Regions from separate parts of the Mus musculus genome. Here region 1 is linked to region 2. A link is a loop called in an ENCODE intact Hi-C map of the cell type or tissue named here. Cell type or tissue: heart. All regions are shown on one strand. Each heading gives the region's core, and the rest is flanking DNA. Links, peaks and the distances in the headings are about the cores only. Region 1 overlaps Acbd5 (acyl-Coenzyme A binding domain containing 5). Region 2 holds the start of Abi1 (abl-interactor 1).

Region 1 (12,891 bases), core at 1,768-9,767, 52 kb before region 2:
AACTAAAAAAAAAAAAAAAAAAAAAAAAACCTTAATTGTTCTTTTAAAGTATTAAAAGTTAAATAACAAAACTTTCCTTCTTGGTTTCAATATATTGCTAACACATAAATGGGATTTCAAATTATAAGATGCATACTCCTTATACATATTAAAATATCTAGCTACTAAGATTTTCCTATATTACCACTTATTTTTTTATATGCACTGATTTAAAACTTGGCCTTATCCTTCATGATTATTTACTATTTAAATCATATTACAAGCATTTCTCTCCACCACTGACTCTTACTCCAAAAACACTTATATAATTTCATAAATTCCTTAATATAAAAATGAAATAATTGATTCAACCATTCTGCACACCGGACCAGAAATTATAAAATTCTGCTAATACACAACCAGGTACAGTGAGTGGCACATGCTTGGGAGGTAGATGCAGGAAAAGGAGAGGTGCAAGGTAGTCCTGGGCTACATAAAGAGGTCAAGGCTAGCCTAGCATACATGAGATTCTGTCAGAAAAAAAACAAACAAACAAACAAACAAAAAAAAAACAGAAAACAATTATTTTAAGACTAGGTGTGGGGGCTGGAGAGATGGCTCAGCAGTGTCTGTCCTTCCAGGGGACCTGAGTTCAGTTTCTAGCAACCACATGGTAGCTCACAACCATCTCCAATAGGATCTGATGCCCTCTTCTGGCATGCAGGTGTACATGCAGATAGAGCACTCAAAATAAATAAATCTGGGTTTTTTGTTTGTTTGTTTGTTTGTTTGTTTGTTTGTTTTTTGAGACGGGGTTTCTCTGTCTAGCCCTGGCTATCCTGAAACTCACTCTGTAGACCAGGCTGGCCTCGAACTCAGAAATCCACCTGCCTCTGCCTCCCAAGTACTAAAGGCGTGCACTGTCCAGCAAATAAATAAATCTCAAAAAAAAAAAAAAAAAAAGACTGGGTGTGGTATTGTACTCCTTTAATCCCAGCATTTGGGAGTCAAAGACAGGCAGATCTCTATGAGTTCAAGGCCAGTCTAGTCTATGTAGAGATCAAGGATAGCCAGGGCTATATAGGGAGACCTCATCTCAAAAAAAAAAAAAAAAAGCCTACAATTATTTTAAAATTATGTGTATGATGTCTGTGTGCCATGGCACATATGAAAGTCCTAGGACAACTATCAAAAATCACTCTTTTGCTCCACTGTGGGATCCAGGGACTGAACCATCAGGTGTATGTAGCAAGAAATTTTACCATCTCTCAGGCTTCAAACCAAATTTTTGTTAATACAAATAATGTTGCAATAAATGTCTTTGTATATTAATCTACCTCTAAATTTTTGTTGACTCCTATGTTAGTTACTTTCCTGGTTGCTGAACAAATTACCTAGTCAAAGCAACTTAAGAAAGGAAAGCTTTAGCAAAGCAGTAATGGCATGCACCTTTAATCCCAGCACTTGGGAGGCAGAGGCAAGCAGATCTTTATGAGTTTGAGGCGGGCTTCATCTACAGAATAAGTTCCAGGACAGTCAAGAAAGCGCCTATCTCAAAAAAAAGAAAGGAAGGAAGGAAGGAAGGAAGGAAGGAAGGAAGGAAGGAAGGAAGGAAGGAAGGAAGGAAAAGGAAAGGAAGGAAAAGGAAAGGAAGGAAAGAAAGAAAAGAGAAAGGGAGGGAGGGAGGGACAGACTGAAGGAAGAAGGTAGGTTTTATCTGGGCCTCCAGTCAAGAGGAAGTCCATCACAGGGCTAACATAGCAGCAGGAGCATGGGGCTACACATCACAGTGGGTGTGAAGTTAGAAAGCAGAGTTCAATGAATACCAGTGCTTATTTCAGTTCCTCTTTTTTTATTCAAAGTCCTAGATCAATTAATCTACTAGACATTTCTCTTAAGCCTGCCCAGTGGCTTGACTCCTAGGTGACCCTAAATCCTATCAGGTTGGCAACCAATTATTAACCATCAAATGCCTTTAGTACAGATTTACAGATTGTAATATGATGCTATTGAATCAAAATATTTCAAATTTGTCAAGGTTTTTAGTATTGCCAACTTATTTTTCAGAAAGCTAATGAGAGGTTTATGTTGTTCCCCTCTTGTCCTTCATGTGTTTTCTCTCTCCTCTCCTTCCTTCTCTCTCTCTCTCTCTCTGTGCACATGTGTCCACGTGTGTAGTGTGTTGCTGAGATTTGAGTCCTCACATGTAAGAAACAAGCATACTGTATACTCTTTTTTTTTTTTTTTTTTTTTGGTTTTTCAAGACAGGGTTTCTCTGTATAGCCCTGACTGTCCTGGAACTCACTTTGTAGACCAGGCTGGCCTTGAACTCAGAAATCCACCTGCCTCTGCCTCCCAAGTGCTGGGGTTAAAGGCATGCTCCACCACACCCAGCTATTGTATACTCTTATAGAAATGGAGTGTTACTGATCTTTCCTCATAACAGAAGCTAAGGGTATTTCCTTCTTGCCTTTCCCACACACTCTTGGTTCAAAGGTATAAGCAGGAAATAAGTGTGAAAGCACACCCCAGTTAATTTAAGCTCTGGATACAGTTCTATATATAATGCAAGTAAAGGGCTAGGCCTATATAAAGTCAGTAAACTGAGTATAGAATGCAATCCCTGATATCGTCTCTACTTCTATGTATTTGTGTACAAAAGCTTCTCCCAAATACACAGACTCTACATATAGTTCTTCAGCACTGCAGCAGTACAAAAGAATACCAATACAGTAATGTAGTCTTCACCTGGAGTATGGTATGTTTTAAGATCTGTCTGTCTGTCTGTCTGTCTGCCCCTCTCCTCTCTCTCTCTCTCTCTCTCTCTCTCTCTCTCTCTCTCTCTCTCTCTCTCTCTCTGTGTGTGTGTATGTGTGTATGTGTGTGTGTGTGTGTGTGTGTGAGAGAGAGAGAGAATATGTTTATGTCTGTGCAGGAGAGAGAGAGAGAATATGTTTATGTCTGTGCAGGTGTCTACAGAGCCAGAAAAGGGTGCTCAATTTCCAGAACAGGAATTACACGCAGTTCTGAGCCCTGATATAGGTGTTGGGAACTGAACCTAGGTCCTTTGCAAGAGCAACAAATACTCTTCATCTCCAAGCCATCTCTCAGCCCCTTAAGTACAGTTTATTTTTAAACAAGCTTTGTGTTAGATGACTTTGCCCAAGAGCAGGCTGACAAGTGTTCTGAGTATAGTGAAGACAGTTAGGCTATATGAATATTAACTTATAATACAAGTTATAAAGGACGTATTGGGCCTTAACCCTATTGAAATTTGAGAAGTATCCATACTTTGTTCAAATGCTTATTTCTCAATCCTACTTTTTCCCTTTCTTTTTCTCTATCAATGGCAGGGACTGAACTCAAGCTATGACTGGGTTATACCTCTTATTCTACACTACAATTCTAAATTCTATATATTTATGTTCTCTCTCTCTCTCTCATCTTTTTCTAATAAATTATTTATTTATTATATATGTGTACACTGTAGCTATTTTCAGACACCTCAGAAGAGGGCATCAGATCTCATTACAGATGGTTGTGAGCCACCCTGTGGTTACTGGGATTTGAACTCGTAACCTCTGAACAGTCAGTGCTCTTTACCACTGAGCCATCTCTCCTCTCTCCTCTTTCAACAGTATCTTCATTTCTTACCAGAAATAACTACAACAAATACATTTACTTTTTTTCTCATTCATATCTAGTCTACTCCCTGATCACATCACTATTCTTTTTTAATTCTTTCACATTTATTTATTTAGTGTCAGATGTGTCAGAGGGAATGCTCATGCCAAGGCATGCATTAGAGGTCAGAGGACAACTTAATGGAAGTCAGATATATTCCCTTCAGTCCAGGGATCAAACCTAAGTCTTCAAGTTAGGAGCAAGCATACTTAGCCTCTGACTGTCTTGCCAGCCCACATTGTTCTTGTCAATGTTTCAGTTTCAGTGTTCCTTCATGCTTACTAGCTGACTTGTAAGGAAAGATGAAAGATTCAGACTGACTTTTGCACAGGGAACAAAAGTAGCAGCAAAAGTTAGAGCAGCCAGTGACTGCTCCGAAGGAAAGGCAAATCCTTACAAACTCTCCAGAACAGGCCGCCAGAGCGGCTCAGCACACAAGGACACTTAGAACAGGCCACCAGAGCAGCTCAACACACAAGGACACTTGTTGCCTAAGCTCATAGACCTGTCTTTGATTCACGGGAGCCACATGATGGAAAAGACTGACAAGTTGTCCTCTGAGTTCCAAATGCATGCCATTGCATGTAGAGTGTATACACACAAACAGACAGACAGACACACACATTCTCTCTGTCTCTCTCTCTCTCACATACACAGACACACACACACACAAAATGTTCTTTTAGAAAACAGTATACAAAAGATGTAAAAAGTAAAGCTGGGCACTGTCACACCAATAGGTGCCAGCCAGACGCAAAAGGATCACAAGTCCCAGGCCATGTCTAGGCCCAGACAATGAGACTGTCAGGGATCAGTGAAGGCGGAGCACACACCTCTCCCTCTCCTGACACTGGAGAAGTCCTCGCTCTCTCCACCTCTCGTCTCACGGTGCGGTGCTCCACTGCTACTTCTGCCATCTTCTCCTCCGTGTTTCACTTCGCCTTTTCCTTTGACTGCTACCATCCACATTTTCCCAATGCTGCCATTTCCAGGAGATTGCTGAGCATCTTCACAAAAACCAGAACTTTCCAAGTGCTGAGTAGGATCACCACCTAAATAATACTGAAAGTGTCCATTGTTTGACATAAAGCTGGCTAAAGACTACACATTTAACATGACAGTTAAGACTTAAAAATATAAATGATAGACCAAAGTTTTCATAGTAATATAAGTACTGTTTTTCTAAAAGGATCCTTTCATGTTCCTGCTGAAAATATTTCTTTGTTTAAAAAATTCTGCAATTTATATGTGGCTTCCCACAGACAGGAAATAATAGAGATAGGAATTTCCTTTTCAAGGAAACAGGATCCTTGCTTACCAACTTAATAAGGAGTCAGAAGAGATTATTACTCCATTGTCTGCTGAGATTCATGAGAAACAACATGCAGCACAGACTTCAGAGGCCAATCAAATTGGCACCTAACCCTTACTAGCGCTGAGTAGCGACTTTGGTCAGGAAAGGCTTCAAGTGAGAACAAATGAGTAAAGTCAGGTGTGGTGGCGCAGGCCTTTAAATCCCAGCGCTCAGAAGTGGAAGCAGACAGATCTTTGTTGGTTAGAGGACAGCCGGGTCTACATGGTAAGCTCCAGACCAGCCAGAACTACAGCCAGCCACTGATGCAAAAGCAAAAAGCACAAGTGAGCATGAGCCAGACCAACGGCTTCACGGTGACAGACGCCAGCAATGTAGGTGGATGGAAGATGGTTTGAAAGCTTCCAAAAGAATCATATTGGTCTTAAAAACAATTGCGCGGAAAGCAAGAGAAGAGCTCTGCAGACTAGACAGTTTGGTGACATACTACAATAAATACAGAAGATGAGACTGTAGGAGAACAGAAAAAGAAAACGGTTCAGAGACAAGCAAGTGAAAACTGAAGCCATAGGTGTCTCAGAGTTTCTGTTATGTGCTAAATACACCATGACCAAAAGCAAGTAGGGAAGAAAGAGTTCATTTTACCATACAGCTTGTACGTCATCACTGAGGCAAGAAGGGCAAGGCAGGAACCCATGAAAGAGTGGTGTTTACTGCCTTGCTCTTCACGGCTCACTCAGTTTGCTTTCTTCCACCATCCAGGAGCATAGGCCCAATGGTGCTGTGTCTGTCCACAGTAATCTGGGCCCATGTACATCAATCACAATCAAGACCCCACAAGGATATTTTGGTGGGAACATTTTCTCAATTGAGAGTCCCCTTCCCAAAGTTACTCCAGCTTCTGCCAAGTTGACATAAAACTAGTGCCAGCACACTAGGCAGAGTGAGTTCAGAAGAGAGAACACGCTGTGTTTTGTTGACAGTTATCAGCCATATCATGGCTGAAACCAAATAAGCAGGAACCAAGACTGGACTCCTAAGGATTAAGAAAGATGAAGAAAAAAGTGAAAACATAAAAGTATATGCCATGCTGCACAAGGGAGGAATGAGGGAGGCACAGGCAGGTGCCATCACAGGTCAATCTCTATCAACACCAGACATGAGTGCATATGGAGTTCTGAGCCAGCCAAAGCTACATAGTATAGCTTTATCTTGAAGGGGGTGGGGGGGTACTAATAACTAATTTTCATGGGTTTTTTGTTGTTTTTTATTTTGTTTTTTATTTTGTTTTTGGGAGTCTTACTATGTAGCCTTGGCTGGCCTAGACCTTTCTATGTAAACTAGGCTGACCTCAAACTTGGGGATATGACTGCCTCTGCCTCCCAACTGCTAGAATTAAAGGTATAGGCCACCACATCCAACCACAGACAATCTGAATATTATTTTTACGAAAGTAGTTTTTGGTTTTAAAGTTTTCATTTTACTTGTAGTTGTGTGTGTGTGTGTGTGTGTGTGTGTGTGTATACGTGCGCACATGTAAACATTTTGTATGTGACTTTGTATGGTGTTTGCAAATAAGAGTAATACCCTTAAAGCCCAGAAGAGGGCACCAGATCCCCCGCAGCTGGGTTCATAGGCAACTGTGACCTGTCTTGACATGGATGCTAACACTCGAAATTGGGTCTTAACTGCTAAACAAGCTCCCCAGCCCTAGAACTAAAAATTTTAACTGACTGGAATATAGTCAGTATGAAGAATTTACATCTGAAGATCATTCAATTTTCTTCACTAATCAATGTTTTAGCAGGGACAGTAGCATAAACAGTTTTGTACAGAGAAGTATCACCTGTCAATAAAAAGCTGATGGTCTATTAGCTAAGGCAGGAAATAGAAGGTGGGAATTGTGGTAGAGAGAGATTGGAACTCTGGAAGTTAGAGAGGTGAGAGACTTTGTCCAGACTCAGAAGAGATGGACGAATGAAAATGAGGAGAGGTAATTAGCCAGGTGGGAGACACAGACTAGAATAAATAAATGAACCCATTTGTTATATAATATTTTTGTTATAAAAGTTATGAGCTAGTCAGGGAATGAGTCATAGCTTTTGGCCTAGGCATTTATTCATAAATAATTAAGTTTCAGAGTCATTGTTCTGAGAACAAAGAGGCCAGGTAGAAAAGCTCATGGTTACACAGTTTACACCTCCATTCTCCCTGCTACAGAATATTTATAAAATGCACATAAGGTAAATTATCATGGAATTCTATATTATTATATTATTCTACTATTATATTAGCATGCTAATTCTAATGTAGTGTTCTAATATAATTGTATTCTAATTCTACTATTGTAGTATTCAAATAAAATGATGTGGTATATTATGTGTGTGTGTGTGTGTGTGTGTGTGTGTGTGTGTGTGTGTGTGTGTGTGAGATATGCCCATGTATCAGTGCAGGCATGTACCCCCATGGTACACATGCAGACAGTATCTGATCGCCTATAGGATTTCTCACTGAACCTAGACCTGACAGCAAAAAACCCCAGTGGCCATCCTCTCTCTGCTCCCCATGGTATTGAAGAGGGTCAGGCACACATAGCCACTAATGGCTTTCTTTTCCTTTGAGACAGTTTTACAATATAGCCCTGAGAGACTAAGCTCACAGAAATCTGCCTGTCACTGCTTCTTGAGTTCTGGGATTAAAGTTGTGCACCACCATGCTGGCCTCTACACATGGTTTTGATATGGATGCTGAGAATTCAAACCTAGGTGCTCACATATTTGTGCAGTAAGTTCTCTTACACACTGAGCCATCTCTCACCTTTATTATAAACTTTAATTTACACATACTCACACACACATAAAACTATAAATGTTTAAGCATTTTCAAGGTTTAGTCATGTCTGTGTGTGTGTGTATGTGAGAGAGAGAGAGAGAGAGAGAGAGAGAGAGAGAGAGAGAGAAAGTTTATGCATGTGTGATATGTAGTAGGTACTCCAATGTGTTCATGGCTGTTATTTTAGCAGAGAGCCACAGCCCACATGTGGTAGTTAAAGAACCACAAACTCAAATGTCTACCTTTGCTTTCCAGTAAACAGGGTCTTTTGTTCTTCATCAGGACATACAGCAGTTTAGTTGGCTTATGACCTTCTACATCCCATCTCACTTTTGGAGTACTAAGATTACAAACATCCTCCAGCTTTGTGCAAGTTCTGAGAATCTAAAGTCTACAGGCTTGCAAAGCAAACACTTTGCCCTACAATAGGCATGTCTCCAAAGCAATGAAGAGGCTTCTTAGCTACTAACTGAAGTTATGCATTAGATGGCTTTTTGCTAGTTCTTGTTAACACACAAAGTGATGGGTTTTATTATGGCATTTCCATTCAGGAATGTCATACTATATTCTGTGCACTGGAAACACCACTCAAAAGATCTGCCAATAGGAAAATGTCATCTTTACCTCTTCTTGTCCAAATTGCTCCATAGAGTCACAGTACACTTCACTATCTGAATCACTTGTTAAATGGTGTATTCCTGAAGCATCTTCACTGGGATCTTCATTTCTATCTAAATACAAACAAATGTCCAGACAGTGTAACTATACTCTAAGACAAGAAAAATATATTTTCATTCATTTTTAACAATTCGGCATTATACTCATTCTGGGAGAGAAATCGGTCTACCAGGATGGTCTCAAACCTCCAAGGTTCCTGCCTCAGCTTCTGAAGTGCTGAAGTTACACATAGTCCACTCTTCCTGATTCCAAGTCATGGTTTTTAAATAAGCTTCCAAAACTTTATCTACTTAACTGAACAAACTTCAGCTAGACTCAGGCAGTTAAGGCAGGAGAATGATCAGCAGTTCTAGGCCACCAGGTCTACAAAGCGTGATCCTAGCAAAATATACCATGGCTCAAAGACTAGGGGAGCTGGCGGCCAACCTAAATTCAGTCCCCAGAACTCACATGGTAGAAACTCAAGTTGTCCTTCCTGACCTCACAGACCCTCCACAGACTTACCATGGTACACACAGCACACATGATGAACAAAATGAAAAAGAAACAAATGTAAGAAAATGCCCTGACTCTAATTCACTGTGCTTCAAAGCAACCAACCCTTACAGTATTAACAAACCCTAAGAAGATATTACTAAACATGAAAATTTAAGTCCTAACTGATTTCTAACCATCCTAGAACTAGTAAGAGTGTTTTAACTGTTGGAAAATGATTGGAGAGGATCACGTGAGGACAATACCTTGGTGAGCACAGACAATGGTGTGTCCTGTCTGCTGAGAGCTCTCATCTCCAGGCTTTTCATCTTCACTGCTTCTGGTGCTCCGGGAAGAATCAGTATGAATGTCACTCTGTATATCCTGAACAAAGCTACCTTTATAGCCATTGGTAACAATGATTTCCAAATTCTTATCTGCTGATTTCTTCAGCGTTTTCTTATCTTGTATGGGAAAAAAAAAGAAAGGAGATGTACAAAAGTACCCTGTAGCCAGGCATAATGACTTAGCTTTTAATCCCAGCACTCAAGAGGCAGAAGTAGATGGATTCTGAGTTCAAGGCCAGCCTAGTCTACATAGAAAGAAAAAAAACATTTTTTTCCCTAGAATCACTAGTCAATTCCCAAACTACCAAAATCCTCTGAATGGCTTCCCATCTAGATAGGAGAAATGAGTGGCTCCTTGCAAAAGGAACTACTACATACCAAAGCTCACCCAAAATTCACATTAACTTTTCAAAATGCTCCCATTCCCCACCACTATTCCTCCTCCTCTTCCTCCCCTCTTCTTCCTCCTTCTCCTATTCCCCCTCCTCTTCCTCTGCTTCCTCCTCCTCATCTTCATCATCTTGGGCAACAGAGATTGCCCAGCACCCACGTCAGACTCACAATTGCCTAGAGCTCCTGCTACAGAGGATCCAATACTTTCTGCTAGCTCTGTAGGCAACAATACGCTCACATAGACGCACACGAAAACAAAATAAATCTCCATATGGAAAAAAAAACCATTATCTTGCTCTTTCGTTTGGTTTCTGTAGGTATTACAGCACTACTCACAGAGACTGCCTCCCAATCACTGAAATTAAAGGTGTCCACCACCGTGAAAAAAACCCAGTTTTGGTTTTTCTGAGAAATGGTTTCACTATGTGTCCTTAAATGCTCTATTTTCACTTTGGGCTTCTGGCACTAATACAGTCTGAGCAGCCGTGCTGAGTACCTTTAAATGAAAAGATGTGTAGCCTTTGCTGGAAAACAGAAAAGAAATGGGAGGGGAAAAAAGAGGAAAAGAGAAAGATGTGATTCTATTCAAATAAAAAAAAAAAACAGAATTTAAGTGTTGACGCATTATGTAGATGTCAAAAATTCTCATGGCAATAAGACAGTGAAAACAGGAAGAGAAAGAGGAGAGAAGAGGAAGGAAAGAAAGAAGTTGTCTCCAGAGATTGCTGAGTATTTGGGTAGTTAGAATTAGAATAAAATCAACTCAAAACACTGAGGCAGTGTTTCGGATAAATTAAAATTATAAGTACTGGAATAGAGAGACGGCTCAGCGGTTGAGAACACTGGTTGCTCTTCCAGAGGGACTGGGTTCTATTCCCTACACCCACATGGCATCTCACAACCATCTGCAATTCTAGTCCCAAATTCCCTTTTCTGGCCTCTGAGGGTACTGCACACACATAGTACACAGACACACATGCAGACAAAACACGCCTACACATAATAAAAGTAAATACCCTTTTCTTAATTATATGTCATTGTATGCAGAACATTTGGAAAAGTAGGTTACTCTTGTCCACCCTAAGCTAACTCCTATTTGATTGATGATTCATTAAGGCTGGCTACCTAGATAGTCCATAGCAGAACTTTTTTTTTAATTTATTTTCCTTTTTTTTAATTAGATATTTTCTTCATTTACATTTCAAATACTATCCCAAAAGTCCCCTATACCCTCCCCCAGCCCTGCTCCCCAACCCACCCACTCCTGCTTCCTAGCCCTGGCATTCCCCTGTACTGGGGCATATGATCTTTGAAAGACCAACGACCTCTCCTCCCACTGATGGCCAACTAGGCCATCCTCTACTACATATGCAACTAGAGACACAGTTCTGTGGGGTACTGGTTAGTTCATATTGTTGATACTCCTATAGGGTTGCAGAACCCTTTAGCTCCTTGGTTACTTTCTCTAGCTCCTTCATTAGGGGCCCTGTGTTCCATCCAATCGATGACTTCAGCATCCACTTAGCAGAACATTTTGATCCACTGAAGACCTTGATAGTACAGTCAATACCCCAAATGCTGCCACATGCATTAATCATATACAATTTTTTTCAAAAATCAGCACAAATTTTCTCTTGTCCTTTTATCAAGTACAAAATTATTATTAGCTGTATTAACCAGGTACCCAACACCTACCATCACTGCCGCTCTGTTCTGCTCCTTTTAACTCTTCTTGGGCCTCTTCTTCTTCAGACTCAGCCCCACTATCACTGCTCTCTGCTTTACCATTAACAGCTTTGGCATTTGAAGAGGTCAGAACATTACCAAGATCTAAAACATGAAATAAAAACATGGGTCAGAGGTTAAGAGCACTGGCTATCCTTCCAAGTTTTGGTACCCACATGGTGGCTTGTAGCTGTCCATAACTCCAGTTCCGCTTACATACACAAAGGCAAAACACTCATACACAGAAGAAAAAAAAGTACCACCTAGTGACTCTTACACATTACCAAGTAGAGCTGCAGCACAAGGTACAATCTTGGCTAACTCTGGAACACAGCTTCTTTGTGCTCTCAGACAACACTTCCCAGACAATTCCAGATCAATGATGCTGGTCTCTTCTTAATCACCGCTAATTTCTTAGCTCCAGCTAACCAGTACCAATTGTCCCAGTAGTTCCTTCTATTTTTCAGTCTAAAGCCCAAGCTACATGGCCAACACTGCAGAGTTCTGCCACTTGCTGGGGCTAGAACGTGGCTCCCTTGTTCTATTACATTATCACCAGCTTTCTGTTTTCCAACTCCTTCATTGCCTAAGTTTGGCTGTCCTGGAACTTGCTCTGTAGACTGACTTTGAACTCAGAATTTCTACATGCCTGCCTCCTAAACACTGGGATTAAAGGTGTGGTCTTCCAACCCTGGATTTAAATTTTTCCTCACCTAGAACTTGCTCTGTCTCAGGCTGACCTTGAACTCACAGATCTCTGGCCATTGCCTCCTGGGATTAAAGGCTTGTGCTACCATGTCTGGACCTAAATTTAGCTGGGTGGGATCTTGCCCCAAGGTTACTAGTCCCTTAATTCAATTTAATCTCCTTGGACACAGGATTCAGCTCCATTTCACTTCCTGGTGCCCCTTTAATATTTGAAACAATTTTATATTTCCCCTTTCTCAGCTTGCTATATGCTTGGTTTAAGCGTTCTTCATGAAACTTAACCAGAGAACAAAGTCCATGATGGCTGTTTCTGAGACTTTCTTTGTCAATGCAATTAATCTGAGTCTCTTTACCTTAGCTTCAGGCAGACTCTTCAGACAAGGACAAAAAGTAGCCATATTTTTCACCAAAAATACCATAAAAACAGTCTCTAGGCCACATATTGACATTCTCCACAGAAACCTGGGTCAGGTTCACACAATTCAAGTTACTCTCAGAAACAAAATTTTCCATATTCCTACTAGGATAGCCCACTAAGCCCCACTAAAGCATTCCACTGCTTGCCAAATCCAAAGTCCCCAAATCCACATTCTTCCAACCAAAAGCATGGTCAGGCCTATCACAGCAATACCCAGGTCCCTGGTACCAACTTCTGTCTTAGTTAGGGTTTTACTGCTGAAACAGACACCATGACCAAGGCAACTCTCATAAGGACAACATTTAATTGGGGCTGGCTTATAGGTTCAGAGGTTCAGTCCA
Region 2 (12,891 bases), core at 1,626-9,625:
TCAGCCCAGGTAGTGGCCTTATTAGAAGTTGTGATCCTGTTCGAGTAGGTGTGGCCTCATTGGAGTCAGCATGGCACTGTGAGTGTGGGCTTTAAGACCCTCATCCTAGCTGCCTGGAAACCAGTATCCTGCTAGCAGCCTTCAGATGAACATGTAGAACTCTCAGCTTCTCCTGCACCATAGACACTGCCATGCTCCCACCTTGATGACAATGAACTGAACCTCTGAACCTGTAAGCCAGCCCCAATTAAATGTTGTCCTTATGAGAGTTGTCTTGGTCATGGCGTCTATTCACAGCAGTAAAACCCTAACTAATACACCTATATAAAGTCTTTACTAGCTGACCAGTGACCCCAGTATAGTCCCGACCCTGTTTTGGGGTGAGCTTTTAAGCACAAAAACCATATCCTGGGTTGACACACTTCTGTTAACAAGAAGAGTTAACCAGAAGCAGGACTACAGAAGCCAAAAAGCAAGGTGAGAACATTTAGAGTCATTCTCATGACTATGGACTTCGATGGATCAGGTCTTTGTTTTACTTTTGGCAGGTGGTGCTATGTGCTAAATTTCATAGCCTGACTAGTATTTCCACCACGGAGTCAATTGTGTTAAGTTCTCAGGGCCTACTAAGATCTAGGGCCCTGTTAGCTAAATATGCCTGTGTCCCTCCTTGCCCCCAGGGATTCTTGGCTGATAATGGTCCTTAAAAGCATCAGAAGCCAGGACCAGCTGTGGGGAGGCAGATCAACTTTACTTAATGTGACACAAGGTTTATATAATCTGGGGAATGTGAGCAGGGTCAGATTAGCTGAAGGCTTAAGATACCAAATGCCTCTTTTTTTTTTTTTTTTTTTTTTTTGAGACAGGATATCTCATTACTCAAAGCTCACCAATTAGGCAAGGTTGGCTGGCCAGCAAGCCCCAGTACTTTCCAGCAGCACTGGGACTATAAGTGTGTGCCACCAAGTCTGGAATTTTTTTTTAATAAAAAAATATGGGTCTCAAATCCAACTCAGATTTGAGACCTGTTTGCCAGGCAAGCACTTTATTGGCCAAATCATCTCCTCAGTTCCTAAACAGAACTTTTTTTTTTTACTCATTCCCGTGTACTTTAATATTGTTACCTCAAAGGATCTAGAATGGAAAATGGCAAACCTCTGGGCATGTCTATGACAATCTGCAGATTAGGTGAGCAGAGACCAGAAGACATGCCTAATGTGTGGGAGGCACTGTTCCCTGGACTGAGAACCTAATCTGGATAAAAAGAAGAAAGAAAATTGAACACCAGCATCCAACTCTTTTGTCTCCCTAATTGCATAAACAATGTTGCCAACTACCTCCTACATCTCCCACTCTGCTTCTCACCAGGGTGGACTCGATCAGCTTGAACATAAAATAACAGCAAGGATTTTTTTTCTCTCCTAACTTAATTCTTCTCAGGTGCTTGTTTACACTGATGAGAAAAAGCACCCATGTGGGTCAGTGAGATAGCTCGGCAAGGAAAGGTGCTTGTATTTCAAGCCACATGACCTGAATTTGATTTGATTCTGGGATTTACATGGTAGAGAGATTCACCTTCTCCTTAAATTGTCCTCTGGCTTCTACACGTTTTCCACACATGCAAGCTCTCTCACACATACACATAGTTACACACCCATACCAGGCACATATACACACAAGATAAATAAATAAATAATGTTATAAAAATGTTTAAAGAAAGAAGGAATGGAGATTTAATTAGGGAGAGGATAAATTAATACAGAAGAAAGAGGGTAAAATAACCACTAAGGTGTCTGAAAAATCTTAAGAAATCATTTATTACCAATATACCTAAAATTACATGTAAGCCTGCATATACATATATAGTTTAAATGATATTTGCCCATCCAGGGTGACAATGTCTTTTCCCTGAAGAGTCATAAACAATGCCCCAACACCAGGCATAAAAACCCTTTTTTGTTTGTCAAGATTGTCCAAGAGTCTCCCAAAACATTTCAGGCTATTTCTGTGCCTTTGGTTGCCTCCCAGAAGTTGAAGATAAGTCTCCATTGCTAAAGATAACCTAGGTGTCTTTAATCCCATCACTTGGAAGGGAGAGGAGGGGGGATCTCTGAGTTCGAGGTCTGCTTGGTGTATAAAGCAAGTTCCAGGACAGTTGGGGCTACCCTGTCTTGGGGTGGTGTCGGGGACGGGACTACACCATATGCTTCAGACATCTGACCCAGCTGATCTGAACTCTTTGTGATCTGAAAGCCTCCTTCCTGAGGACAAGCTTTCATGATACTAGAATGTGCCATGCACGCACGCTTCCAAGGGAAGGAAGTGAGCAATAATTCTACCCAGCTGTGATGCCTGTAGAGGGACATTGTACAACAACCCTAAGGATGCAGTAGTGGAATGAATAGTTAGTGGTAATCAGGAGCTTTCTGTAGGCTTATATATATATTTTTAAAAATCTATTTTTAATAAGGGTTCTTTAATGCTTTAGCCTCCCTTCTAGCCCACCACCCATCAGAAGTAGTGGAAAGGAAAGGTTCATGGGGCAAAGGAGGATGCGCTCTTGTTTAGAAACAGTTCTTTGGAGCAAATCCAATCTGCTTTGTCAGCAGGTCACTGGATCCACTCACAAACATCAGTCTCTTTTTATTTTTTTTTTTAAGAATTATTATCGCTTCTCGGTCTTTTGGCTAAGATCAAGTGAAGAATTATTTATTTATTTAATGTTTATTTATTTATTTTATGTACACTGTAGCTATCTTCAGACATACCAGAAGAGGGCATCAGATCGCATTACAGATGGTTGTGAGCCACCATGTGGTTGCTGGAAATTGAACTCAGGACCTCTGGAAGAGCAGTCAGTGCTCTTAACCACTGAGCCATCTCTCCAGCCCCAACACCATTAGAGTATCAGCGATGGCAGTTCGATCCAGAAGAAATCATAAGACTCTGCCAACCTGCCTCAGTCCTTGGAAGTGGCAAGAAGAAAAACCACCTATGAAGTCACATCAAATGATGACCAGCAATGGATGGCAAGGTGAGCCAATACCATACAGCATTGTCCACTGTCTGCTAGGTTATATTTATACCCTTTCTAAACATCACACGTTCTCTCAAGCATCGGCTCTAGCAAAACATCACATACCTCTTTTCCAGGCTGCTTTCATAGAAACACCACTTCAGCTTTCTAGACAGATTATATTCTTACTCATCAAAAGAGAAGTCATGCCTGGCACTGGAATCCCAGCCCACTAGCCAGGGCTAATGAACTCATGGATCTTGGAGGAAAACCTACAACCACCACTTTACTAAACCAGCATAATCCATAACTACACTCTAAATATGTTTCCTATGCCTGTAGGTAAATGTAGTTCTCACTCTTCAAGCAGGAAATTTCTCCTTGCCTCATACGAAGACCATTACAGAAAACCAGAACTGATATAACCCTGTTTTCGAGACAGGGTTTCTCTGTGTAGACCAGGCTGGCCTAGAACTCAGAAATCTGTCTGCCTCTGCCTCCCGAGTGCTGGGATTAAAAGCATGCGCCACCACCCCTGGCTGGAGAGATCACTTTAGAAGAGGCAGATTGTAAGAGCCAGAGGAACCCGAAGCTAGCTGTGAGATTTCACCTCCTAGAAATGACAACCAAAGTGTGGACACTTTGCCCCTTCTTAGAATTGGAAACAATCACCCATGGAAGGAGTTACAGAGACAAAGTTTGGAGCTGAGACAAAAGGATGGACCATCTAGAGACTGCCATATCCAGTGATCCATCCCATAATTAGCCTCCAAACGATGACACCATTGCATACACTAGCAAGCGTTTGCTGAAAGGACCCTAATATAGCTGTCTCTTGTGAGACTAGGCCGGGGCCTAGCAAACACATAAGTGGATGCTCACAGTCAACTATTGGATGGATCACAGGGCCCCCAATGGAGGAGCTAGAGAGATCTGCAACCCTGTAGGTGCAACAACATTATGAACTAACCAGTACCCCGGAGCTCTCGACTCTAGCTGCATATGTATCAAAAGATGGCCTAGTCGGCCATCACTGGAAAGAGAGGCCCATTGGACACGCAAACTTTATATGCCCCAGTACAGGGGAACGCCAGGGCCAAAAAGTGGGAATGGGTGGGTAGGGGAGTGGGGGGAGGGTATGGGGGACTTTTGGGATAGCATTGGAAATGTAATTGAGGAAAATACGTAATGAAAAGAATATTTAAAAAAAAAAAAGAAATGACAACAAAGCCTCACCCACTAAGTTTCATCAACATGGCTATCTAAACAAGACCTGAATTAGAACAGGAACAGATATTATTAACAGGAAGAGGAAATCTCATCCACCCTCAACCCTTGACAAAGAGCTATCGGAAGCTAGCAAGAGAAATAGTCATTCCCAAGGAAGAGCACCCGAACTGGATATCCAATGTCAAGGTCAGCCTTGACATAATGTACATACATATGGATTATAGAGACTGAGCAGGTAGGTTTACATGTTTTGGAAGCTATACACATACACATATACATACACATACTAATTTAAGAAATAGAGGTCATGATTTTGAGAAAGAGAAAATGGGGGGCTACATAGGGAGAGTTGGAGGAAGAAAAGCAGGGATGCTATGATTTTATTATAATTTAAAATTATATATTATATATAGTTATATCTTAATTAAAATTATAATATATAAATAAATGAAGGGGGACAGGAGAGATGGCTCAGTGCTTAAGTGCATGTATTACTTTTGCAGAGGACTGGAGAACAGCTCTGAGTCCTCATGTTGGGTACCTCACAAGTGCCTATAACTCTAGTTCTAGGGACATGTACTGTGTTTAGTCTCAGCAGGCACCTACACTCATGTGCACACACCCACAAACAGACATACTCTCACACGTGTAACGTTTTAATATTTGGGAGGAACAAAAGGAAACAAAGAAAAGTAACGAATGCAGTCCTTCTCGATGAACACCTGTGGAGGGCCCAGATCTTGGCTGTTGAGAACAGCAATAAACACAGATGTGCATGTATCTCTGTGGTATGTAAACATACAGTCCTTTGGGCATATACCAGGAAGTGGTGGGGCTGAATCATATGTTAGTTAGCTCTATTTTTAGCTTTTTGAGGAACTTCCACCCTGGTTTCCATTGTGGCTGAACTAATTTACATTTCTGGTACCAGTGTCTAAGATTTGCCATTCCCCATGTCTTTGTCAATATTTATTGTCATTGTTTTCAACAACAATTTCCAAAAGTTTGCTGAGTACTGTTGTTACTTCAAAAATTGTGATTCTCAGTGAGTCCCAGAGAGGACTGGAAATATAGGTCTGTAAATAATATTTAAATTTAGGCAACTCTTTTCATAGCCTATTATTTCAAAATAATTTAATAGTTCTGGTGATATGACAGCTTGAAATACTGTCAAAGACCCTTTGAGACATTTGCAGAGCAAGTGATAAGAAATAAGAACAAAACAATTTTGTACAATGCAAGACAAAAACTCCTCCTCCTCCTCCTCCTTCTTTCTTATTTTTTCCTCTTCTTCTGTAGTTTCTCCTCCTCCTCCTCCTCCTCCTCCTCCTCCTGGTTTTTCAAGACAGGGTTTCTCTGTGTAGCCCTGGCTGTCCTGGTACTCACTTTGTAGACCAGGCTGGCCTCGAACTCAGAAATCCCCCTGTCTCTGCCTCCCAAATGCTGGGATTAAAGGCGTGTGCCACCACCATCCGGCTTTCTTTCAATTCTTTTTTTTTTTTTTAAAGATTTATTTATTTATTATATGTAAGTACACTGTAGCTGTCCTCAGACACTCCAGAAGAGTGGCATCAGATTTCGTTACGGATGGTTGTGAGCCACCATGTGGTTGCTGGGATTTGAACTCGGGACCTTTGGAAGAGCAGTCACTGCTCTTAACCACTGAGCCATCTCGCCAGCTCCCTCTTTCAATTCTTTAGGGTACAAATTATCCTTGCTTCATTTGTTTCTGCAATATCAAGCACTACTGCATGATGTACATCTGAGAATTGATAGTTTTCAGGGTTTTAAATGAATTGGGGCATAAGTTAAGAAGGCAAAGTCTCTCTTACAAAATTGAGGAAGTCAGGATTCAGATTTCTATTTTTAATCGTTATCTGATTGGATGCCTTTGACTTACTGACTTTCCTAAGTAAGTTCTGCCAATTTTCAATGTTCTCATAGGAAAAATTTCGTTGTCTAGATCAACTTGTGGCGCCATCTTCTGGGGCCTTAAGAAGACTCTCAAGATTTAAAACTGTATTGGTTTTTTTAAAGTCTTCCTAGTTTTTGGAAGTTCCTTAGACGCATGCGCGGCCTAGCCAGGAAGAAACTACAATTCCCAGAAAGCATTGCTATAGTGGATGGGTGGGGGACTCCCGTTGTCATGGGGGAAATGATTCTCGCGAGAAAGTGAGCCTGTGGCGGCTGTGCGTCCTGGGTGGAGGGGGTGGGGGGGAGGAGGCGGGGAGAGTAAGGAGGAAGAGGAGGAGGTGCAGTCCCACAATACCCGGCGGAGGGAGGGTGGGTGGTTGGCGTCTGGTCTGTGCGGAGCTCGGGTCCCCGGCGGACTCAGCTTCCTCTGTCTCTTTAATGCGAGAGGAAGCGATGCGGAGGGGTGGAAAATGGCAGAGCTGCAGATGTTACTAGAGGAGGAGATCCCGTCTGGCAAGAGGGCGCTGATAGAGAGTTACCAGAACCTGACCCGGGTGGCGGACTACTGTGAAAACAACTATATACAGGTGAGGAGCTTGAGCGGCCGGCGGGGGCGGCTGGGACGACAGGCAGGCTGGGCGCCGTGGGGACTGCCCTACTCCGCCACCCTCCGCCCCAGCCCGAGCGGCGGCCGCCGCGGCGATACAGGAAGTGGCCGCCTTGAGAAAATGGGTGAGGAGCAGGGCCGCCGCGGGCGCCGCTGACCCGATGCCGCTCCCCGCAGCCTGCCCGGGGCCGCCTGTGCTCCCCACAGCCTGCCCGGGCGTTGCTCCCTAAAGCCTACCCCGGCCGAGCTCTGCTTCTCGCCGTCTGCCCGGCCCAGCTGTGCTCCCCACCACCTGCCCTGGCTGAGGTCTGCGCCTAAACCCCGCCGCTTTCCCCGCCAGGGATCTGTTTCCTGCAGCCTTCCCAGGCCGGGACGTGCTCCCGGCAGTCTTTCCTTCCCGGTCTCCGCTCACTGCAGGCCGCTCTTCTTAGTCGGGCTGTATTCAGCTTTGCCTCTTTTGGCTGCGGTTGGTTCCTAAGACCCCCCACAGCCTTCCCTGGCTGGGGTCGGTCCTGGCTGAGGTCCCCCTGGAAATCCCGCAGCCTCCCTTGGTCTCCTTGGAGCTCAGACTTCGCTGTCGCCCCCATGTCCGGTGTGATGAGCCTAGGACTGGGACAGCTGCGAGAGGAATGGGCAGGGAAGGAAAAGTGGGGTGTGTGTGTGTCGTTGGAGGGTGGGGTGAGGGTGATTATGTCAGTTCATCCTAGAGGGTGTGCCTTTTATTTATTTAAAAAAATTGTCACGAGTCACATTTGTACAGACCTCCTAATCGAGTGCGGAGAGTGACTGCTGAGGGTGTGATAAAATCCATATTAAAATTCTTTTAATTGAAGGAAAAATGCGTGCTTGGCGATTTTCAAGTTGGGCTTTTCCTCTTCCACCTCCTCATATTTACTTCCGCTTTAGCATAATGTATACTCGTTATTATAAAGCACGAATGATTCATAGGGAAATTCAGTGGGAAATCTGTTAAATACTTTTCTTCCTCTAAATGTTCTTGGACTGTTGGCCTTGAACGCAGTAGTGTTATCGTGGTTGCTTATGTTCTGAGATTTCTTTCTATACTGAGTTAATACATAGAAGAATATGAATAAAGTAGATTAGCAAACATTATGTAGTCTTTAAGTCATAACATAGAATTGCTCCTTAATTTATCAGGAAATTCTTGGCACTTTTACTATGCCATGCTTGCTTGTGTTTATCAGCGATTGTAAGTGAATTGTATGTAGTAGTTTGACTTGTCCCTATGGTTGAGTAAAAATTAACAGTTTTCACTAGAAGCAAATACAGTAGTGGAATTCTTTGTATCAGATAATGAGAATAGAAATTCATTTCTTGTTGATAAGGCAAAACCAGAACAGTCTTTGAAAAATAAGGAATATTGTACTTTGGACCTGCAGTATTTCTTAAAGTGCCTTTCATGTGATTATCATTTTCAAGAGCGGCTAATTTCTGTTCTAGCAGATTCCTGTAGATTTTGTTTTCAGAAGGAGATGCTGTCTTGAGACTTGTCTGAGTATTTGTCATTTTCCATATTAGTAACATTCTATCTGGAGTGGTACTCCAAGGAGTTTGTCTTCCTACTCTCGTTTCCAGCCTTTGACTTTGGTAATCTACTCATAAACTTGTTGAATGCTTCCTGTGTCTTCTGTATAACTTGGTTTTGAAAACTATATGGCTGTTTAAAAACACATTTTAAGCAGCAGAAGGGCTGCCTTAACCACTGTTAAGAGCAGTTGGTGCTTTTGCAGAGGACTCGGGTTCAGTTCCCAGCGCCCTCATAGTGGTTCACAGCCATCCTTATCCTAGGGGGTCCGTGTCCTCTTCTGACACCTGTGGGCACCAAACACACATTCAGTACACATACACACATACACACATGCATACACATAGGTACGATGAGTGAGTTTAAACCTATTTCAAAATCATACAGAAATGTGGATATAGTGTGGAAATAGAAAGGTGATCTTGTATTTTATAGATACTAAAAAATGTACATCTTTTATTTATTTTAGTATGAAAAACCTTGGGTTTGTTGCATCTTTGGTTCCCAGCACTTGTATGAGGCAGGTTACAACTACCTCTAACTCCAGCTTCAGGGGATCTAACACCCTATTCTGGATGTATGGGGTCCTGCACTCAGGAGTGCATGGACACATCCACAAACAATTAAAAAGTGGATAGACACACAATTTAAAGCAACCCACTTTAATTGGTAATAGTGCTGATTAGGATAAGTAGTTGTGCTATTTGTTTTTCTTTGTGTGTAAAGTTTGCGTTTGTTTTCAGACACAATCTCATTCTAGACCAGGCTGCTGACTTTCTATCCTCTTGTCAGCTTCCAGGTGCCATGCAGCTGCCATACCCAGCTGAGGTGGGAAAGGGTTTTTATGGGGGGTGAGATGGGGGACAGGGTCTTATTATGCCATCTTGGCTGGTCTGGAGCTTATTACATAGACTAGGCTGGGTGACAGAGATCTCTCTTCTCTGTCTCATCTACTGAGATTAAACATGAATCACCATGCCTGAGGAGAAAAATTGTCATACTTACTGTGAGACGATTGCTGTGTGTTTTACCATGATAATTATTTTGTTGTTTTCTTATGTTTGGAAAATTCAGCCCTGTTTGCTGAGAAGTTATTTTGGCTAGTTCTTGGGCTTTGGGCCCTGCTGAGTTTAGTACTTAAACTGAGTTATTAAATGCAGATCTTATTGAAAGCTTCTTCAGCTCCTTAAAAAGAATGGAGTTTTAAAGTTATGGGGTGAGGCTGGAGAAACAGCCACACCAGAAGAGGGTCCCATTACAGATGGTTGTGAGCCACCATGTGGTTGCTGGGTATTGAACTCAGGAACTCTGGAAGAGCAGTCTGTGCTCTTAACCGCTGAGCCATCTTGCCAGCCCTATTTTTATTGTTTTAAATCATATGTATATATGCGTGCTTCTGCTGGGCATATGCACATGAATGCAGGTGCCTACACAAGCCAGTGGCATCAGATCTCCCTGGAGCTGGAGTTACAGTTGGTTATGAGCCTCCTGATATGGGGGCTGGGAATCCAATTTGTGTCCTTTGGAAGAGCAGTCTGCACACTTAACTGCTTAGCTCAGAGAAAAGCCAGCTCTAAAGTACAAACCTACCTGCTCTTCTGTTTGCAGCTTAGAACTTGGAATGTATTTTCAAAAGAATGGTTGCTGGAGCTGTCAGGTTCCCATACTGGTCCAACAGGTCTACTTACTCTAAGAACATTCCTGAACTAGTCTGAGGTCTAGATTCTCATGAAAACTGTGTGATATACAAACTACTCTACCCACTTGTGGAGTCTGTCACACCTAAGGAATCTGCCAATCACTAAATGTATAGCCAAGCAAAATTTATTTAACTTTCCTGTGTCTAAATTTTCTTACTTATATGAGGGCACTCCCTATGACAGCCAGCATATAAGGATTAAATACAAAGTAGAAAGATTACAGCACAATAGAAACTCAATAAACAGACTCAATTAAGACTGGTTCTCCATATCTGTGTGATTCGACAATCATGTATTAAACCTACTGCTGACCCAATGTGCTGCGCAGATTTTATTGTCACTCTTCCCTAAAAACTATTGTGTGTGAAAACTTAAGAATTTAGGGTCAGCATCTATAGCACAGAGGGCAGGAATAGTGAGCAGTTGGGTAGATGGATTCAGCACTAAGGAACAAAGATGGGCTTCTCTCTCAGACTTCTGTATAGCTGGGTTATTGCTGGAGGGTCTGTCTATTTTAGGGAGGGGTTTTCTGCTCAGTCAGTAGGATTTTCTTTTCAAAGTACATCATTGAAAGGATAATAGGGAAAATAACAATGCACTTTGATAAAGAAATAGTTGACTTGATAATTTTAACAGTATACGTATATAGTGGACTTTGGGGTTGCTTTTTAGTGGTACTACTCTGTTGACCCAAATAAGTTTACCCTTGGCTCTGTTGATTTTTCTCCACTTATAAAAAATTTTAGAATTAATTGCAAGTGTATCCATGTTCATAACAAGAATCTGAAAGCAAATAGAACATCTTAAGAAAGGTAATGTTTTTGTCGCTAAGTGATGTGATGGCCTGGTGTGATGACTGTTGCCTGTAATCCTGTGGTAGGAGGATCACTAGGAGTTCATGGCAGCCTGTTGAGGTACAGAGTGATCCAAGTTAGCCTAGTCTAGAATGAGACTCTGGCTCAAACAAATGACAGAAGAATTAGCTGTAAAACTAAGTTCCTTCTTTTCCCCACTTTATCTCTCCCTTCTTCCTCTCTCTCTCTCTCTCTCTCTCTCTCTCTCTCTCTCTCTCCTCTCCCTCCCTCCCTCCCTCCCTTCCTTCCTCCCTCTCTCCCTTTCTTCCCTTTTATTGTAGCCCAGGCTGATTTCTAACTGGTAGGTAGTTGAGATTGACCTAGAATTCCTTTACTGCCCCTATCTTCCATATTCTGTGCTATGCAGCTGTGTGTGATTCTTCACAACTGTGTTATCCTACTTGTTCCTATTCCTGCCCCAAACTACCACTAGTTCATCTTGGGTGTGTGTATTTGTGTTGGGAGGGAGAGATAGAAAGAGATGGATAGATGGATTCATGCAGATGCCACAGTGCCCATTTGGAAGTCACACAGCCTTTGACGGTTTGTCCATTCCTTTTACTGTGGTCTGATGATTATTCTGGGTTTCAGGTTATTAGGCTTTCACTGTCCAGCAGTTTCTCTGCTGAACTATATTTCAGCCTCCCTTCATCCCCATTAATTCTTCTTAAGTGGCTTAAATAATTCCTTTTGTTTTATTTATTATGTTTTTGAGACAATCTCACTGTGTAGCTCAGGCTGACCTGAAACTCATGGGTGGCAATGTCTTCCCTTTATCTCCCGAGTGTTGGGACTGTAGTGTGAAACACCTCACCTGTGGGTTTTTTTTTTTTTTAATGGACTATAATGCTCCAGTATGAGGAGAGGCAGCACTGGAGAATGTCTCCCAGCTGACTCACTAAGTGAGTCACTTTAAAAAAGCAATCTGTTGGAATTCTGGCCTGCTCAACAAGAGGGAAAGCATGTTTAGTACTGGAAACCTAGCCAACTACCCAGAACTAGTGAAGTCATGGATCTTGGAAGAGAACCTACAATCAACCGCCACTTCTAAACCAGCATAATCCTTAACTACATTTAAAATTTTTTTTTCATACAGAATACTTTGATCTGATTATTTGCCTTCTTCCAACTCCTCCCAGGTTTTTCTTAACTCCTGACCAATGTGTACATGAGAGCCCAAGCAAACTTCCCGAAAGCAGCAACCCTCAAAAGCAGAAAGAAACAAAACAAAATGAGTGCACATAAAAATGGAGTCCGCACGCCTTTAATCCTAGCACTTGGGAGGCAGAGGCAGGTGGATTTCTGAGTTCGAGGCCAGCCTGGTCTACAGAGTGAGTTCCAGAACAGCCAGGGCTACACAGAGAAACCCTGTCTCAAAAAACCAAAAAAAACAAAAAGCAAAAAACACCCCCCCCCCAAAAAAAAAGGAGTCCATTTTGGTTTTGTGTTGGTCATTTCCTCCTGCGCATGGGGCATGTTATACCTCCCAGTGGCACCTCATTGTAGGAAGCTGATTTTCTTTTCCCAGCAGGTATCAATTGCAGATAGCTTCTTGGTCTAGAGTGGGACCTTCTCTGTGCTGCTTTTCTGCCTGGTTTGAACTTGGGCAGGATTTGTGCCTGCTGTCACAGTTGCTGTGAGTTCATAAAGATAACTGTCCTGTTGTCTCTGGAAAATGGTGTTTATGGCTTAGAGTCATCTGCCACCTCTGGCTTGAACGATCTTTCTACCTCTTCTAAATAGCTGCATTTTGCATAGACACATTTTAAATATTGATCTTTATGCCTCACCTTTCATCATCTAACTTCTTTTTGCAATGGAGGGGAACCATTACAGAAAATGATAACCCACAAAATAAAGGGTTGTAGAGCCCAGTTATAACCATTACATCTACAACACAGCTCCTGCACCTAAGGCTCGGGGATCATTGCGTAAGAGTGAGTAGAAAAGATTGTTAAGAGCCAGAGCATCTTTTGATGTGGGAGTGTCTCCTAGAAATGACAGAAGCTACACTCATGAGGTCT

Evidence for each region. Hi-C counts contacts between places; a loop is a spot of excess contacts. Peaks named below come from ENCODE experiments on the same cell type or tissue, not always from the same donor. Only the 100,000 strongest peaks of a DNase experiment are listed, where the experiment ranks them.
Region 1: it touches region 2 in a loop (4-fold over the local background); 11 of 42 quality-filtered maps call a loop at or near these places.

The regions. Positions count from the first base shown.
Region 1 is chr2:23,086,123-23,099,013 of GRCm38, reverse strand. It overlaps Acbd5 (acyl-Coenzyme A binding domain containing 5), which reads right to left. Exons shown (of 14, transcript NM_001355637.1): 7 at 11,395-11,529; 8 at 9,226-9,423; 9 at 8,432-8,538; 10 at 4,497-4,725. Among named protein-coding and RNA genes, the nearest start is that of Acbd5, 23 kb to the right of the region's middle. In heart, for the core only: a CTCF peak has its summit at 6,583 (motif pointing right); no DNase peak of the experiment used is centred there.
Region 2 is chr2:23,033,805-23,046,695 of GRCm38, reverse strand. Abi1 (abl-interactor 1) reads left to right here and starts at 6,455. Exons shown (of 11, transcript NM_001077190.3): 1 at 6,455-6,747. The coding sequence starts at 6,631. In heart, for the core only: a CTCF peak has its summit at 6,223 (motif pointing left); DNase peaks (open chromatin) are centred at 6,475 and 7,315; H3K4me3 peaks cover 2,573 bases; H3K27ac peaks cover 1,631 bases.